Linked DNA regions of Mus musculus: region 1 is linked to region 2. Evidence: chromatin loops called from intact Hi-C (ENCODE). Cell type or tissue: gastrocnemius. All regions are shown on one strand. Links, peaks and the distances in the headings refer to the core of each region. The heading gives the core; the rest is flanking DNA. Region 1 overlaps Gnrhr (gonadotropin releasing hormone receptor). Region 2 overlaps Tmprss11a (transmembrane protease, serine 11a).

Evidence for each region. A loop is a pair of places that touch in the nucleus more often than their neighbours do. Peaks named below come from ENCODE experiments on the same cell type or tissue, not always from the same donor. Only the 100,000 strongest peaks of a DNase experiment are listed, where the experiment ranks them.
Region 1: it touches region 2 in a loop (5-fold over the local background); 32 of 42 quality-filtered maps call a loop at or near these places.

The regions. Positions count from the first base shown.
Region 1 is chr5:86,189,674-86,192,173 of GRCm38, reverse strand. The region is part of intron 1 of Gnrhr (gonadotropin releasing hormone receptor); the gene reads left to right. Among named protein-coding and RNA genes, the nearest start is that of Gnrhr, 7.0 kb to the left of the region's middle. In gastrocnemius, for the core only: CTCF peaks have their summits at 675 (motif pointing left) and 1,188 (motif pointing right); a DNase peak (open chromatin) is centred at 1,185; H3K4me3 peaks cover 509 bases.
Region 2 is chr5:86,398,597-86,415,308 of GRCm38, reverse strand. It overlaps Tmprss11a (transmembrane protease, serine 11a), which reads left to right. Exons shown (of 9, transcript NM_001033233.2): 8 at 690-832; 9 at 3,386-4,899. The coding sequence ends at 3,547. Among named protein-coding and RNA genes, the nearest start is that of Tmprss11d, 34 kb to the right of the region's middle. In gastrocnemius, for the core only: no CTCF peak of the experiment used is centred there; no DNase peak of the experiment used is centred there.

The DNA of each region.
Region 1 (2,500 bases), core at 1-2,500, 220 kb after region 2:
TTCTAAGAACAAATTCATCTCTTCAATTGCCTCCAAAAACAAGAAACAGAATGTTCTGGATTATAGCAAAATGAAACAAACACTGATAAGACTGTGAGTCATGGAGAAGGGAAAAAAAAAATAAACAGAAACTGAAGACAGGATCCAAGGACAAAGGAACCGCTGAGAGAGAAGTGGGTCTCTGTGTTAATCACCGGAATGAACACAGTGCGGGGGTGGAGGAGATCAAACCAAGGCTAAAAGAAATGAAATTTACAGGTAATATTTGAATCTCCATATACCTTCCTGAACTTCTAGTGTAAAAATAATTAGTCTGTATGTATTATGATTATTACATTAAATCCATATTATCCACTTATTACATTCCCAGACGTGGACAAAATATCATATTCAAGAAGAAGTAAGTATCTTCAGTTGCTTGTGAGGAAGGGAAACCTTGGGTTCTTGATTGTGGTAAAACAGAGACTGACAGAAACAAGAATAAGAGAGAAAAATATATATTGATCTGCTTTAAAACTGCGGCTTAAATCAAGCCAAGGCAAAAAGGCCTATGAGATAACAATCAACTCCGATTATAACGTAGGGGAAAATCAACCTGGATCTTAGGATAAAAGTAGCTGACTCCTTTGGGGCTGCTGGTTTGGGGATGATGGTATGATCCTTTGCTGCCCTCTAGTGGATTAATTTAAACTTTATTGTCCGCTTGACAAAAGATCTGAAATTGAAATGTCAATGTTGTAAGTACAAATATAAGATACAAATTGTTTCTCTATTCCACAAAGAAAAAGCATTTTTCATAATCCTTTTTGTAAAAAGCACACTCCACTTCTACCCCATAACCTTCCAGAGTAAAGAAATCCAGAACGAACTGCAAAGAAAACTAAAATATCTTATTCAATGGAAAAAATATAGCATATTAGCCACCATTTGATTATATCAAAAGCATTTGTTCAAATTTACTTGCTATAGATTTTTTTAATGTGTTTCTTCTCTTCTTTGTATCTGCACAATGTTACCAAAGGATGCTTGAAAATGACAAACATTTTTTAAAATGTGCTTTATGGGTCAAAAAAAAAAAAAAAAAGAATGCATGTCTACTAGAATTTTGATTTTTGTTTTGTTTTGTTTTGTTTTTTGGGACTCGGTTTTATTTGTGTGCGGTATGCTCATGGAGGCCACAAGAGGGCACTAGATCCCCTGAAGCTACAGCTTAGGGCAGTTGTAAGCTGGGAACTTCAGCACTGTTAAGTATCCAACACTCCAACCCTGGAGTTCATTTTCGAATATGACTTACAACGTTTTCATGAATGTATTCAAGCTGGGTTTTTTTTTTTTTAATTTAAAATAAAGACATCATTTTAAAAGAGGATTTCACACTCAGAGCAAGGTTGCAAGGGCTTGACGATTTCTTGGCTACCTTTAACCTATATGTCACCAAGTATTAACATTTTCTGTGCTATTCTGTCCTACTGCTGTAAAAAGACACTGTGACCAAGGCAACTCTTTAAAAAGGAAGTGCTGGGCTGGGGCTTGCTTGCAGTTTTCGAGAGCAGGTCTATGATCTTCTCGGTGGAAAGCGCGTAGGCGTCATTCTGGAACAGGAGCTGAGAGTTTGTCTGTAGTCAGCAGGCAAAGATTTGGGGAAGGACTAGGCCTGCAGTGGGCTTTCGAAACCTCATAGTCCACCCTCAACAATGCACTTCCTCCAGCAAGACCGCATCCCTCCGTCCTTGCAAACAGTCTACCCGGGAGTAGGGTTGCAAATAGAAGCGCCTGTGAGGGCCATTCTCATGCAAACCACCACAGCTGTCGCCGCTCTTCAATGGTTGCGAGTTGTTTAAAAGTTGGGGATATGGTATTTCTTTACCAAGTGTTGACGACGAGATCTCATACACCCCCACAACAGGGGTATTAAAATGAGGAATTAGCCCCTAGAAGGTACTATCATCTAATCTATATGCCCAATTCAAATTTCATCTGTCGTCCTAATTGGTTTCCTGCTCTTGAAAAAAAAAATTGTACTTAAATAACTTTTAAATAATGTATTTTGATCGTGTTTCCCCCTCCCCCAATCCTCCCAGACCTTCCCCAATTTCTGATCTTTTTAACAAAAGGAAACACAAGGCTAAACGGTGGTTTCTATGCCATTACCGAAGTCCCTTTCCCTGGAACTGTTCCTGTCTCCTTCCATGTTTTATAAGAGTGATACTTTTGAAGACAATGGGCCATTTGCAAATTGCTCCCCACTTTAGGTTTATCTATACTATAGCTTAAGTAAGCACACTGAAGATGTAATGTTGGTTTCATCTCAATGCATTGTCTAAGGAGACAAATGATGTCAACTTGTCCTCTGATGGTAATTACATGGTTATTTCTCCATTATAAAGTTGTCTTACTCTTTATGATGAGTAAGTGTCTAGGAGGTGATACTTTGATATTTTCTCAATGTCCTATTCTCAAAATTTCACTGATTATTTTTTGCCAATTATTGATGATTTTT
Region 2 (16,712 bases), core at 6,436-8,935:
AAATCAATAAACACAACACTCATTAAAAAAAAAAAAACAGAATGCTGTCTTTAAAAATAAAGACTAGTTTGAAGGGCTCAGCAGTTAATAGCACTGATAAGTAGCACCGCTAATAGCACCCAGGTCCTTCCAAAGGACCTAGGTTCTGTTCCCAGTACTCACACGGCAGCTCCCAATCATATGTAACTCCAGTTCCAAGGAATCCAGTCCTTTAACCTCCACAGACACTGCAAGGATATGGTGTACAAGCATACAGGAATGCAAAACTTCAATACACATAAATCAAAATTAATAAAAAAATAAGTTATTTCTTAAAGTAAAGATTCAAAGGTTTTCCAGAAAACAATTGGCAATCCTAGTTATTTATTAAAATGAATGGTACAATCCATTTGTTTGTTTGTTTGTTTTTTTGTTTGTTTGCTGAAACAGGGTCTCACTGTGTAATCCTGTCTGTAGAACAAACTGGTATCAAACTTTTAGAGATACACGACTCTGTTTTTATGGGTATTAATGGCACGTGCTATATTTTAGTTGATTTTTTTTTCTAGGACTGCTCATGCTAGCCTTACTCTATGTAAACAACTTTTGAATGAAGAAGATTAGCAAAGAATCTCCTCTCCTCAATCCATCTAAGACTTATTGAAAAGTCTGAGAATGCTTTGTTTTTGTCTCTTTTTTTTCCCATTAAGGGGAATCCCAAAATGAGCTCCGTGAAGCCAGAGTACAAATCATAAGCAATGACATCTGCAAGAAGCGACACGTGTATGGCAATGAAATAAAACGTGGGATGTTCTGTGCTGGATTTCTGGAAGGAAATTACGATGCCTGCAGGGTAGGTTGGAGAGAAAATAATTCAAAGTCACTAAGTCAAAATCTTTCTGCCTACCCCAGGAAATACTCTATGTTCTTTACAGTCACGTGGGAAACAGACACGCTGACATTTCCAAATGTGTTAGTATCATAGCACCTAAGGACTCTTAAGTGTTTTCTTATTGAACAACCTGAAACAAGCAAAGGCTTCTTTGACCTTATCAAACACAAAATGTAAATGTCTTAGTCCAGAAGCTCTTAGGATAAGTCTTGTAATGTTGCCTTACACAACAGGCTCACAAATTACAAAGGCAGCAATCATGTACAGTGAACTGCGGAAGCTCTAGAATATAATAGAAAAGAAGTAGTCTCCCCTTCAAGAAAATGTTTGTTTTTTTTTTTTTTTGGAACAAACATCAGAGAAATGATACTTTAATGAGACCTAAAAAATAAGTAGCACTTATTATGCAGTTACAGAAAAAGAAAGAGAGAATACTTACAACTGTGAAGACGTCTACATTTATAACATGACCAGTTACTGTAATTTGTAGTCGGTAACCCCAAAAAAGCAGAAGCAGAATGGCAGGTGAGAGGGCTATTTAATGGGGTGCAAAGCTTGATTAGGTATACCCGTCAGTATCCTACTGTTGTTCTTCATGACATCTCTCCCAGTCTTCCAGAATCTGTGTGTTGTGTGTGTTTTCTGATGAAGATCTGAGTCTGTTTCTTTCCACATGCAAGAATTCTTTTGAGATGAAACCCTTGTAAATATCAAAGAGGTAAATCTACTCGGTGAAATGATGAGACTTTTGGTAGCATGGGGTGACAAAAGGCCCTGCCCACAAATCCACAAATGACACAGAATGAACAAGTGTTAGGGTGGGGGAGGAAAGAAAAAGAACAAAAGTTTGTAACACACAGGTCAGGCCAGAGTGGGATCTAATCCATAGCTAACCTCTGTTGCCAAGAGTGTGGAAGGAGACCGCTATAATTTAAGGAAGAGATGGGAAGAAGTGAGCGGAAGCTCACCAGAAGGCTTGGAGCAGACGGGGGATGATAATTCAGAGACCCGTGGAAAGATTTGTGGACCAGAGGACTCACTGGAATTGGACTCAACGAAGTATAAGAAAGCCCCTACTCATAGAAAAAGTCGCTGAAAAAAAGTGGCTCAAGTGCTGGAGAACAGGCATGGTAACCCGGGTACATGATCAGGGCTTCAGAGCATCTGATAATACACAATTACAAGCATCCATGTAGCATATAATTTTAAAATGCACACTTTCTCTTTGCCCAGTGAAGGCAACGGCAGTCTCACCCAGCACCGATGGCTAGATTTCCCAAGCCAATCTGGTCTCAGTTTGTTCCCTGCCCAGTGCCAGCTGTCTCACTCAGCCCCCCACCCCCACCCCCCACCCCCGCTAGCTTCGATAAACCTCTAATGGCTGTTCTGCAGCTATGCCCTTTCTCCTGCTCACCTTAGTCACAGGGGATGGAAAACACCAGACAGCTACAAACTATCAGTCCCTGGGAATTACAAGTCTGTTATTTCCTATTTGCTCCACAGCCTTCTCTCTCTCTCTCTCTCTCTCTCTCTCTCTCTCTCTCTCTCTCTCTCTCTCTCTCTCTCTCTCTCTCTTTCTCTTCCTCTTCCTTTTCCTCTTCCTCCTGGGACCCAGAAATCCAGCCTTATTCTCTGCCTAAGGATTGGCTTCTTGCTGTCCTTATTTCCGAGTTAAAATGGGGAAGGTTCACATGGAATCACCTGACTATGTGAACCACTCTTAGTCGTGGCAGCCCCTTTTAAGGAAGCAGAATTAGCACCGAAATACAAACAGCACAAGGACAATCCACAACACACAAACATCAACTTGGTTTCCTTATATCACCAAATGCTTATCTAGAATTCAATAAATGTCCCCTAACATAGAGGAGGGGAAGAAGAAGGAGAAAGAGAACGAGTAAAAGTGAGGATTTCTCCACCAAACATCTCAGTAAACAAGATCCAAGCACAAACCAAAAAGCATCAGAACTGTTGATGAGAAATCCCGCCTGCCAAAAAGTAAATGCTCACAACTTAGTGCAGATTTGCAATTTTGTTTCTGGTTGGAGCTCAGCTAAGAGTTTGATCTAATAAAGATTCCAGTTGTAATCACTACCAGGCACACTGGGGAGGGCAGGGTTGGACGTGGTTCTTAAGGTGATATTCAGATCACTACATAACATACTAGGTGAGAGAAGCTATCTCCATTTGACAACAGATCCCAAAGGAAAAACTACTTGCCTCAACAGAGTTTCATTGGTATACAAACCACACTTCAGGTCAGATCTCATCTCATGTCCAGCAGTAGATGGACAACACAAAATGACCTCAATTGTAATTTGGAGATTTTTTTTTGTCTCATATTGCTATGTTTGAGCATTTTCTACTGTACTGGTCTAATGCTTGTATGTATTGGGCATTACTTTCTTATTTAGTGTTGGTAATCTATACACATGCTTAGAATAAATAAGTGATTCATCAAACTTTTGTAAATGATAAACTGTTTAGCCAGTTGTTTTTCTCGTTTATTTTCAGGGTGATTCTGGGGGACCATTGGTTATAAGAGACAACAAAGATACCTGGTATCTCATTGGAATTGTGAGCTGGGGAGACAACTGTGGTCAAAAGAACAAGCCTGGGGTGTACACACAAGTGACTTATTACCGACACTGGATTGCTTCGAAAACGGGTCTCTAACTCGCTACAGATAGATGTTAAAGAAAACCGTAGCGTGTCGGTTATATGCATGTAAGAATTCAGACATCCATTTGGTGGCATTGGCACAATGAAATGAGATTAAATGGCTGGACCTAGCAATGTGAAACACATGATTTATTTCAGAATCGCATATTTGTGAAGGTGTAGGCTGATTTATCATTGAAAAATGCAGTAAAGATCCTTCATCTCTTTAAAGCAAGGGTGCATGGGATGCATTATGTGGTTTTACAGATGGCCTGGGAGAGTTTTAGAATGTGTTTTTTCTGGGTACCCTTCAAGTAAAAAACGCTTTGAATCTTCAGAGACGTCAAGGTGCTCATACAAGTCCCTTTGATTTATCTAGAGTTCATACACATCTTTTTGTCTTCTTTACATTTCTTCTAGATTTTCCAGTTTTTTCCACCACAGGAAATAAGTTTGTTACTTCTAAATGCATATCAGGGAATTTAGAAGGGACGATTATATCAAAATTTGGTGGCAAAATAAAGTGAAGTTAGTTTAAACTTTGCTGGGAATTTTTTCTGTTTTTTTTTTTATGATTTTTAGAAACACTACCATGTATACAACACTCATATCACCATCCCGATGGCATAGAGATACATAAGAGAAATACTGATTAATGGTACTTGATCAATATATAATTTTTATCCTGAAAAATTGACAGGGATGATGACTGAGCTGTTCCAGGATAGGTGTACAAGATATTTTGAATGCGCACTTACATATTTTGGTCGCCAGGGGGAGATTTTTGTCCAGCATTATCTTAAGGTCAAATAATGGAAAACTACAGGGAATTTATGTCCAGGAAGTAAAAACAAACAGACTCATGAAGGCATCAGGAAAGTGAAACATTGTTGCCCACAATAGACCTAAAGAAGGCTTTATTGGATAATTTCTTGCCTGTGAGATGTCTAAATTTTCAAGTTAAGGTATATAAAACAGCTTAACAAAGTTATATGCAATTTGCATCCTTAGTTGTCAAATTCACATGCCCTCTTTCCTTGCAAAGTTTGTTTATGGCTGCTGTATTTATTGAATCGGTGTACCTAGGACATTTCTCACTAAGTGCTATTGGATCAGTTTTCAAACTAGGAAACTCTTACTACCACTACTCACTTCAAAGCAAGGTTCTTTCTTCATATATGTAATAAATTCTCACATAAATTTTCTGCATTACAGTGGTTAACTATGATTGTGTTTCTAATGCTAAGATTCAGAAAGTGGTCTTAGAGTTGTAAATAATGCGCTCCAAACTGTCTGCTGCAGCATTTCATTCATGGTTGTATGGGAACAAATAATGTTTTAAATCTAATAAAGTTGGTGATCAGAGCATATACAGTCTCTCTGAGTCTGTGTTCAGAAAGTCTTTCAACTGATGAAGTGGAACAAAATACTCACGGGAGCAAATATGGAGACAATGTGTAGAGCAGAGACTAAAGGAAAGGCCATTCAGAGACTGCCCCACCTGGGGATCCATCCTATATACAGACACCAAACCCAGACACTATTGTGGATGCCGACAAGTGCTTGCTGACAGGAGCCTTATATAGCTGTCTCCTGGGAGGCTCTGCCAGAGCCTGACAAATACAGATGCAGATGCCTGCAGTCAACCATCAGACTAAGCACAGGGACCCCAATGGAGAAGTTGGGGCAAGGACTGAAGGAGCTGAAGGGGTTTGCAACCTCATAGAAAGAACAAAATATCAAACAACCAAAGCTCCCATGGACTAAACCACCACCCAAAGAGTACACATGAGGGGACCCATGGCTCCACCTGGATATGTAGCAGGGGATGGCCTTGTCGGGCATCAATGGGAGGAGAGGCCCTTGGTCCTGTGAAGGCTTGATGTAGGGGATTTCTAGGGTGGGGAGGCAGGAGTGGGTGGGTGCGTGCAAGAACGCTTCATAGAAGCAGGTGAGGGGTATGGAATAGGGGGTTTCGGGAGGGGGGGACCAGGAAAGGGGATAACATTTGAGATGTAAATAAAGAAAATACCCAATAAAAAAGATTTTTTAAAAATTCTCATAAAAAAATTCTAGGTCATTCTCAGCTACTCAGGAAACTGGAAGCCAGACTGGGTTGTGGGAGACTTTATCTCAGAAAATAAAAAAATCCAACAAAATAATCACACTCTTTAGATAACTAGTTAGGGTAATTCTTTAGAAAACAAGGTTTCTTAGCCCTGGTGTTATTGAAGCTTTGTCTGGAACTAGTCTTGATTGTAAGGAGCTAACCAGTTCAGAGGATTCAGCAAGTCTTCTTACATGTCTGTAGCACCCCTTTCCCACAAATTTTGATAACCAAAAGTAGCTCTACACATTAGCAAATATCCTCCAAGGGATGAAATTGTGTCCCAGAAGAATTGCTATTTTGAAGGCAGTTGATCACTTTTAGAAATATCAGAAACTCAAAGAAGTGACATTGAGTATTCAAAATGTACAGTACAGTTGTCAAGCAGCAATGGATGGATGAACGAACAATACTTGTCAGTAGCTGCTTCTGATTCAGGCTCATCCAAGTTAGCTTGGAGAGTTTCTATCTCTTTCAAGTGGGAGACTTTAAGTTAAATCCCCAGAGGATGTGAAGCTGAGGAGAAAAGCAGGTAGGGGGAGGTGAAGGAAGATAGTTGTGGGTGGGTATGATAACTACACATTATAGAAATGTGCAAAACTTGCAAAGAATAAAAATATCATTAAAATCCTCCCTTGGTGCCATACAGCACATTTCAGGCAGAAAGGTATACTCTGAGCTCACTGTGTGGAGAGAGATCATGAGGGCAGGATTTCTGCCAATTCATTTAGCTTGATTATAATACACAGGAAGAAACAATATTTTATTGTCATAATCACATACATACATACATACATACATACATACATACATACATACATACATACAGTGAAATACCTAAGTAATAACTTAGACTGAAGGTTCATAAAGCAACACTCACCCCTGCTAGCTGTAATGGAGTCGTTTTATTGATTTTATGAAACATCTAGTACCAAGTTGACTGTAATCTAGTAAGTAATGTCCTTCAGAAGATGATTCAACTAGTCACTGCTATTACCCATGTCCACCCACTTTCACACTGCTGGCCTCCCAGCCTTCAGATCTCCTTGTGATACTCACTTAGTGAGTTTTCACCAAGTTGTGTGATTCCATAATTTGGTTCCCTTCCATCAAAATAGCATTGATATGACTTTTGCCTGAAAATCAGCCCCGTGCCAATCAGCAGAGTTTGTCTTTTGCTACTGCTCTGGGACTCTGACCCTCATGAACACATCCTCTTTTGTCCCACCGTTCTTCCTTTCTGAGATCAGCTTCCTTTTTGATCACACTGCTTTGTTTACTATAGAAAACTAAGATTTTTTTCAAAAGCATATATTTTTTAATTAAATTATTTTATTTACATTCCAAAAGTTGCCTCCCTTCCTGGTCCCCCTCCCCAAATTCTTTACCCCATCCTCCTGCTTCCTTCACTCCACCTCTGAGAGGGTGTTCACCCTCCTGCCCACCCACCCCTACCTCTTCTCTGGGGTATCAAGTTTCCATAGGATTAAACTCATCCCCTCCCACTGGGGCCATCCAATGCAGTTCTCTGCTATACATGTGCCCAGGGCCATGAACCAGCTCATGTATGCTCCTAGGTTTTTGGCTTAGTCTCTGGGAGCTCTGAGGGGTCCAGGTTAGTTGACACTGCTGCAGTCCCCTTCAGCTCCTTCAGTCCTTCCCCATATCTCTTCCATATTGGTCCCCAATCTCGATCTAACGGTTGGCTGTAAGTATCTGCCTTTGTCCCAGTCAGTTGTTGATAGAGCCTCTCAGAGGACTCCTGTCTGCATATACAATATGGTCTCAGTAATAGTGTCAGGAATTGGTATGTGTGCACGGGATGGATCCCAAGTTGGGCCAATCTGGATGGCCTTTCCTTCAGTCTCTACTCCATTTTTGCCTCTCCATTTATTTTAGATAGGAACAGTTCTGGGTTAAAATTTTTGAAGATGGGTGAACAGGCCCCTGCCTTAACTAGGGATAGTGCCTGTCTACTGGAGGTGATCTCTTCCTGTTAAATCTCCTCATTGTTGGGCTAATGTCTTACCCATTGAGTCCAGGTAGCCTCTCACATCCCAGGACTCTGGGACTTTCTAGAGGTTTCTCCTGCTCCCTACTACTCAAAGATTCACATTAGTCATTCTTCTGTGTAACCTCTCCCAGCCTGAAACAGGCTGATCCAGACCTTGACCTTGCTGCCACTGAAGAGATTACCTAGGGTGGAGCCTTCCTGCCTAGATGGCTCTATTGTTCCACCAGAGGCCACTGCACCTCCAAGACACTGCTACCTGCTGAGAGGCCAAGGAGATATTCCAGAGGAACATCCTCTCCTACTGACTGGCTCCAAGAAAGGATTGGTGGGGGATGGGCCTTCCCCCTTATAAGCACACTCAGTAAACTGGCGGGCCTTGAACAGAATCGTGTCTTGGTCTCCATTAATTTCTCTCGCAGTCTAGTCTCTTTCAGCCCCAGCCTGCCTCCCAGGTGTACCCAGTTCAAGTAGGCCGCGGGCTGGTATACAACACTTCTGGCCCTCTGTGTATCCCTCCTTTCTCTCGACATACCTAATCCTGTCCCTCCTTTTCCCCTCCCATCTCCCACCAGGTTCCTTCCTCCCTCTGCCTCCCATAATTGTTTTGTTCCCCTTTTAAGTGAGTTTCAGATATCCATGCTTAGGAATTCCTTCTCTGGTTAACCGTCCTACAATCTGTGAGTTGTATCATGGGTTTTTGGTTAATATCCACTTATACCGTGTATGTCATTCTGGGTCTGGGTTAACTCACTCTAGATGATATTTTCTACTTCCATCCATTTACCTGCAAAATTCATAATGTCTTTGTTCTTGGTAGCTGAAAAGTATTCCATTGTGTAAATGAACCACATTTTCTGTAGTCATTCTTCAGTTGAGGAATATTTGGGTTGTTTCCAGCTTCTGACTATCACCTATAAGACTGCTATGAGTCTTTGTGGTATCAGTGGAGCATCTTTTGGGTTTATTCCCAGGAGTGGTATAGCTAGGTCTTCAGGTAGATCTATTTCCAAAATTCTGAGGAACTGCTAGACTGATTTCCAGAGTAGTTGTACCAGCTTGCAATCCCACCAGCAATGGAGGAGTGTTCCTCTTTCTCCACATCCTTACCAGCATGTAGTGGCCCTTGAGGGTTTTTTTTTGTTTTGTTTTGTTTTTTTAATCTTAGCCATTCTGATTGTGTAATGTAGAATTTCAGGGTCGTTTTGATTTGCATTTCCCTGATGATTAACATTTCTTTAAGTGCTTCTCAGCCATTTGAGATTCCTCTGTTGAGAATTCTGTGTTTAGCTCTGTACCCCAATCTTAAATTGGATTATTTAATTTTTTGGAATTTAACTACTTGAGTTCTTTTTATATTTTGTATATTAGCCTTCAAACACATATAGAGTTAGTGAAGATCTTTCCAAATCTGTAGGTTGCCATTTTGTCCGATTGACAGTGTTCTTTGCCTTATAGAAGCTTTTCATTTTTATGAGGTCTCATTTGTCAATTGTTGATCTTAGAACCTGAGCCATTGGTGTTTTGTTCAGGAAATTTTCCCAGGTTTCCATGCATACGAGGCTATTTCCCACTTTCTCTTCTATTAGATCCAGTTTATCTGGCTTTATGTGGAGGTTCTTGCTCCACTTGGACTTGAGCTTTGTACAAGATAAATATGGATCAATTTGCATTCCTCTACATCCAGATCGACAGTTAGACCAGCAACATTTGTGGAAGATGCTTCCGTTTTTCACTATATGCTTTTGGTTTCTTTGTCAAAGATCATGGGTCCATAAGTGTGTGGGTTTAAGTCTTCAATTCTATTCTATTGATCTATTCGTTTGGTAAAAACAAATATCGTGGAGTTTTGTTGTTGTTGTTGTTTTATCACTACTGCTCTGTGGTACAGCTTGAGGTCAGGGATGGTGATTCCCCAGAAGTTCTTTTATTGTTAAGAATTGTTTTTTCTATCCTGGGTTTTTTTCTTTTCCCTTATGAACTTGAGAATTGTTCTTTCCATGTCTGTGAAGCATTGTGTTGGAATTTTGATGGGGAGTTCACTGAATCTGTAGATTGCTTTTGGTTGGATGGCCATTTATACTGTGATAATCCTTCTGACCCATGGCCTTGGGAGATCTTTCCATCTTCTGAACTTTTCTTCGATTTTTCTTCAGAAACTTGAAGTTCTTGTCATACAGATCTTTCACGTGTTTGATTAGAGTTACACTAAGATATTTTATATTAATTTGAATTTGTGACTGTTATGAAGGGTGTTGTTTCCCTACTTTCTTTCTCAGACTTGCTTATAGTTTGTATAAAGGAATGCTTCTCATTTGTTTTAGTTAATTTTATATCTAGCCACTTTGCTGAAGTTGTTTATCAGGTTTAGGAGTTCTCTGGTGGAAATGTGGGGGTCACTTAAATATACTATTATATCATCTGCAAATAGTGATATTTTGACTTCTTCCTTTCCAATTTGCGTCCTTTGACATCCTTTTGTTGTCTAATTGCTCTAGCTAGGACTTCGAGTACTATATTGAATAGATAGGGAGAGAGTGGGCAGACTTGTCTAGTCCCTGATTTTAGTGGGATTGCCTCAAGTTTCTCTTCATTTAGTTTGATATTGGCTGTTTATTTGCTGTATTTTTTTTAATTATGTTTAGTTATGAGCCTTGAATTCCTGATCTCTCCAAGACTTTTAACATGACAGGGTTTTGGATATTGTCAAATGCTTCTTCAGCATCTGATAAGATGACCATGTGATTTTCTTTTTGAGTTTGTTTATATAGTGTATTATGTTGTTGGAGTTTAGTATATTAAACCAACCTTGCATCCTTGGGATGAAACCTATTTGATCATGGTGAATGATGGTTTTGATGTCCTCTTGAAGTTGGTTTGCAAGAATTTTACTGTGTATTTTGCGTCGATATTCATAATTGAAATTAATCTGAAGTTCTCTTTCTTTGTTGGGTCTTTGTGTGGGATAGGAATCATAGTAACTGTAGTTTCATATAATGAATTAGGTAGTGTTCCTTCTGTTTCTATTTTGTGGAATAGTTTGAGAAGTATGGGTGTTAGCTATTCTTTGAAGGTCTGGTACACTTTTGCACTAAAAGAGTCTGGCCCTGGGCATCTGGGCATTTTATTTTGGTAGAGAGTTTTTTGTTTGTTTTTTGTTTGTTTGTTTGTTTGTTTGTTTGTTTTTGGTTTTTCAAGACAGGGTTTCTCTGTATAGCCCTGGCTGTCCTGGAACTCACTTTGTAGACCAGGCTGGCCTCGAACTCAGAAATCTGCCTGCCTTTGCCTCCCGAGTGCTCAGATTAAAGGCGTGCACCACCATGCCCTGCAGTTGAGAGGTTTTTAATGAATTCTATTTTTTATAGCTTATGGGACTGTTTAGATAGTTTTCCCTATGTTTGTTAACTTTGGAACCTGAAATTTGTCTAGAAAAACTTCCCTTTCATCTAGATTTTCCAGTTTTGTTGAGTGTAGCCTTTTGTTGTAGGATCTGATGATCTTTTGAATATCCTCAGTTTCTGTTGTTATATCTCTGTTTTCATTTCTGATTTTGTTAATTTGTACACTGTCTCTGTGTCCTTTAGTTATCTTGCTAAGGGTTTACTTATCTTGTTGATTTAAAAAAAAACAGCATTTTTTTGTGCATTCTTTGTATCATTCTCTTTGTTTCTAACTGGTTGCTTTCAGCCCTGAGTTTGATTATTTCCTACCCTCTACTACTCTAGTGTGTGTTTGCTTCTTTCTGTTCTAGAGCTTTCAGATGTGCTAGTTAAGTTGCTAGTGTAGGATCTCTCCAATTTCCTTGGGAGGGCACTTAGTGCTATGAATTTTCCTTTTAGCACAGCTTTCATTGTGACCAATAAGTTTGGGTATTCATTTTCATTGAATTCTAGAAAGCCTTTAATTTTTTTCTTTATTTGTTCCCTGACCAAGTTATCATGGAGTAGAGAGTTGTTCAATTTCCATGAGTATGTGGGCTTTCTGTGGTTCTGTTGTTATTAATGTCTAGCCTTAATCCATGGTGATCTGAGAGGATGTATTGGATTGTTGAGGCTAGTTTTGTGTGAGATTATATAGTCAGTTTTGGAGAAGGCAAAATGAGGTGGTGAGAAGAAGGTATATTCTTTTGTTTTAGGGTGAAATGTTCTGTATACATCTGCTAAACCCATTTGGTACATAACTTCTATTAGTTTTACCATGTCTCTATTTAGTTTCTGTTCCTGTCAGTTGATAAAAGTGGTGCCTTGAAGTCTCCCACTATTATTGTGTGAGGATCAATATTTGTTTTGAGCCTTAGCAACATTACTTTCACAACTGTGGGTGCCCTTACATTTGGGGCATAGATGTTCTGAATTGAGTGTTCATCTTGGTGTATTTTTCCTTTGATGAGTTTGAAGTGTCCTTCCCCATCTTTTTTAACAACTCTTGGTTGAAAGTCCATTTTATTGGATATTAGAATGGCTACACCAGCTTGTTTCTCAAACCATTTGCTTGGAAAACTTTTTCTAGCCTTTTACTCTGAGGTAGTGTCTTTCGTTGTCATTGAGGTGTGCTTCTTGTATGCATCAAAATGCTGGGTCCTGTTTATGTATCCAGTGTGTTGGCCTATGTCTTTTTACTAGAGAATTGGGTCCATTGACGTTGAGAGACATTAAGGACTAGTGACTGTTTGTTACAGTTATTTTTGTTGTTGGAGGTGGTGTGTGTGTGTGTGTGTGTGTGTGTGTGTGTGTGTGTGTGTGTATGTTTCTCTTCATTTGGTTTTGTTGTGAGATGATTAATTTCTTCTGTTTTCTTGGGTGTAGATACCCTCTTCATATTCTAGTTTTCCTTCTAGTATCCTCTGTAGGGCTGGATTGGTAGATAGATATTGTTTAAATTTGGTTTTGTCACAGAATATCTTGGTTTCTCCATCTATGATTATTGAGAGTTTTGTTGGGAATAATATCCTGGGCTGGCATTTGTGTTCTTTAACAGACATCCTGGACATCTTTACAGGATCTTCTTGCTTTCATAGTCTCTGGTGAAAAGTCTGGTGTAATTCTGATAGGTCTGCCTTTATATGTTACTTGGCCTTTTCCCCTTACTGCTTTTAATATTTTTTTTGTTCTGTGAATTTTGTGTTTTGATTATTATGTGATGGAAAATTTTCCTTTTCTGGTCCAATCTATTTGGTGTTCTGTAGACTTTTAGTACATTTATGGCCATATATTTCTTCAGGTTAGGGAAGTTTCTTTCTATGATTCTGTTGAAGATGTTTTCTGGCCCTTTGGGCTGGGAACCTTTGCTCTCTTCTATTCCTATTACTCTTATGTTTGGTCTTTTCATATCATTCTGAATTTCCTGAATGTTTGGGGTTAGGATAGTTTTACACTTTGTTTTTTCTTTTATCATTGTTTAAATATCTTCTGTGGTATCTTCTACACCTGAGATTCTCTCTTTTATTTCTTTATTCTATTGCTGATACTTGCATCTGTAGTTCCTGATCTCTTTCCTTGGTTTTCCATCTTCAGGGTTGTCTCTATTTATTTATTGTTTCTACTACCACTTGTAGGTCTTGGACTGCTTTGTTCAATTCGTTCATCTGTTTGATTGTGTTTTCATGTATCACTTTAAGGGATTTGTTTCCTCTGTAAGGACTTCTACCTATTTGTTTGTATTTTCGTGTATTTCTTTAAGTGAGATATTTATATCCTCCTTAAAGGCCTATATTATCTTCATGAGATGAGATATTAGGTCAACATTATGCTTTTCAGGTGTGTGATGGTTCTGACTATGCCAAAATACTTTGACTTCTATTGCTTATGATCCTGCACTTGCTTCTCATCAACTGGTTGTCTCTGCTAATTGGCCTGGGTATCTTTGTCTGGAGCCTGCCTCCTTGGAGGCAAATAGAGCTCTGTGACCTGGTTTAGAGCAGGCCTCATGGGAGGCAGGCCGTGTTGATTATGGTTAGGGGGGCCTGCTATGTCCCTTATTAGAGGAGGTCTCCTCTGTTCTTGGTTAAAGCTATCCTCCTGTGTCCCTGGTTAGGGCAGTCCTCCTGTGACCTGGTTATGGAGACTTCCTAGGAGATAGGCAGGCTTTGGTATATGAGAGGGGAGCAGACACACTGATCTGACCAGGCAGTGGTACAGACTAGAAAGGAGATTGAGGTCACATGGTGGGGTACAGGTCTCATATATACTGGGCTCTGTTGGGGCCCCAGTTGGAGTGGTTATTCAGGTGAGGGCCTCATCTATGTCCCTGGTTACAGCAGATCTCCTGGGAGATAGGGAGAATGTGGGATGTTGGGGAGGAGCAAGCACACCAATCTAAGATTAAATTTTATCTTTGCATATAATGTTCCTCTTACTGTCTCAGGCAAAATTGATCACTATACAAATTTCTTGTAGTAATTTTTCTCTTTCTCCAAATTATTTCTAACCCTTAGCTCTCCATTGTAGTTTTTATGTAAGTGTATTAGCTCTTTTTTTTTTTTGCCTTGTCTTATATTTCTTTTTTTTTCCATTTTTAATTAGGTATTTAGCTCATTTACATTTCCAATGCTATACCAAAAGTCCCCCATACCCACCCACCCCCACTCCCCTACCCACCCACTCCCCCTTTTTGGCCCTGGCGTTCCCCTGTACTGGGGCATATAAAGTTTGCAGGTCTAATGGGCCTCTCTTTCCAGTGATGGCTGACTAGGCCATCTTTTGATAGTGTATTAGCTCTTAAAGTATTTCATATTCCTTAAGTCTTAGGAATTGCTTTATTTATTTATTTTTGTCTCACACAGTACTTAATCTATACTCAATATGTTTTAGATAATTGTTTAGTGAAAGAAAAATTTAAAGAAAGGCTAAGTAAGTCAAGAAACCTATTTCTTGTGTTACCTAGCTCCTCTCTCTATTATTTCTTTTACTAAATTTTTGAACTGAAATGGTCCTATTTTACATATTTTGAATGTTCCTTAAACACCCCCTGCTCTTAACCTATGCCAAGAGCAGGAAATACAGGCATCCCCTCATGTAGGACAACACCATTTCTGAGCACTTGTTATTTCAAAATCTTTATCCATAGCTCCATACAGGAACATATGTGAGATTTCTAGATACATAGATCTAGAAATTAGGTCAGCAAGCACATGTTCATTCTGCAGATCTTTACAATCCCTTTTATCTCTTTTCTGAATCTATCAGTATTCTCTCTTCTTGCTCTGTGTCTCAAATGTTTCACAGTTTGGCACTTGCAGGAAGCCATGTTCAATATACATGATTTCCTCTGAAGCCTTTTCCTGTTGGCATTTCCTAATAGCAACCATAGAAATAAAACTGATAATTCTATGCAATATCTATGTCTTTAGAGCTCATCAAAGCAAGGGGATATAAATTACATATAACAGGGATTTTTTGTTGTTGTTGTTATTTTACAATTCACTTTATCTATCTATCTATCTATCTATCTATCTATCTATATATTTATTTATTTTTATTAGATATTTTCTTTATTTACATTTCAAATGTTATCCCCCCGGCCCTGCTCCCCTGCCCACCCACTCCCACTTCTTGGCCCTGGCATTCCCCTGTACTGGGGCATATAAAATTTGCAAGTCCAAGGGGCCTCTCTTCCCAATGATAGCCAACTAGGCCATCTTCTGCTACATATGCAGCTAGAGACACGAGCTCTGGGAGGTACTGGTTAGTTCATATTAGGGTTGCAGACCCCTTCAGCTCTTTGGGTACTTTCTCTAGCTCCTCCACTGGGGGCCCTGTATTCCATCCTATAGATGACTGTGAGCATCCACTTCTGTATTTGCTAGGCCCCGGCATAGCCTCACTTGAGACAGCTATATCCTTTCAGCAAAATCTTGCTGGCATATGCAAAGTGTCTGGGTTATATTCATAAATTTTAGTTATCCATTTAAGACTGCCTTTTTATTTATATGAGTGATTAAGAATTAGTATTAAGCTTGCTTTTTAGTGTGTTCATTGTATTCGTGAATGTGTATATGATTGTTCTTATGTGTGTGAGTGCATGTGTGTGCATGTGCTCATATGTGCATGTACATGGAGAGGCCCAAGGTTGTTATAGGGCATCTTCCTTGACTGCTCTTCACCCTATTCACTGAAGTAGTGTACTGGCTGGTCTTGAGTGTCAACTTGACACAAGCTGGAGTTATCACAGAGAAAGAAGCCTCCCTTCAGGAAATGCCTCCATGAGATCAAGCTGTGAGGCATTTTCTCACTTAGTGATCAAAGGTGGAAAGGCCCACTGTGGGTGATGCCATCCTTGGGCTGGTAGTCTTGGGTTCTATAAGAACTTTATATATATATATATTCGGCATTTCCACAGAACATACTTCACTTCCCTAAAATTTCCTTGGTCCAACTCTTTATTCATTCACCTTCTATGCCTGACCCCTTGGAACCATCAACTTTTTAATGTCTTCCTAATTTACATCTCCATAAAGTGATGGAGTTAAGCTCAAATATTACATAGCTTTTCATAAGTGTCTCTTATTTAGCAATGCTCTTTTGTTCTCAAAGGCTTGTCTGGATGTGCCAGTTTATCTACTTTCTGAAGGATGTCTTTACTGCTTCTATGTTTTGAAAATTAATCACTGCTGTCAATGTCTGTGTGCAAATTTTTGTATGAATATAATTTGGGGGTCATGTGGGTGAATGTTAAAGACAATGGTTGATGAGTTATGTGTTAGAAAAAATACCAAGCTTTCTAAAACATCAAAACTGTTTTTATAGTCTACTAGTAACTTTGTAGCTCTTGAAAATTATTTTTCATCCATATCTTGTGAGGCATTATCTTGCTATATATCCCAGGCTGTTCTCAAACTCACCATCATCTGGCCTTATATCCCCATGTCCTGGGATTACCTCTATATGCTTCCATGTGTGCACAATTTGAGGAAGATGTAGGCTCTATAGAGTCAACAGGTTCAGGCTACGTGGTATGTTAACCTTTGGGTAGTCTACTGTGTAGGATACAATATCTGATAATCTCTGGCCAGTGTTAGATTCCAGTGGTCTGTTGGATGAATTCCTTTGATGTGCTAGTAATTA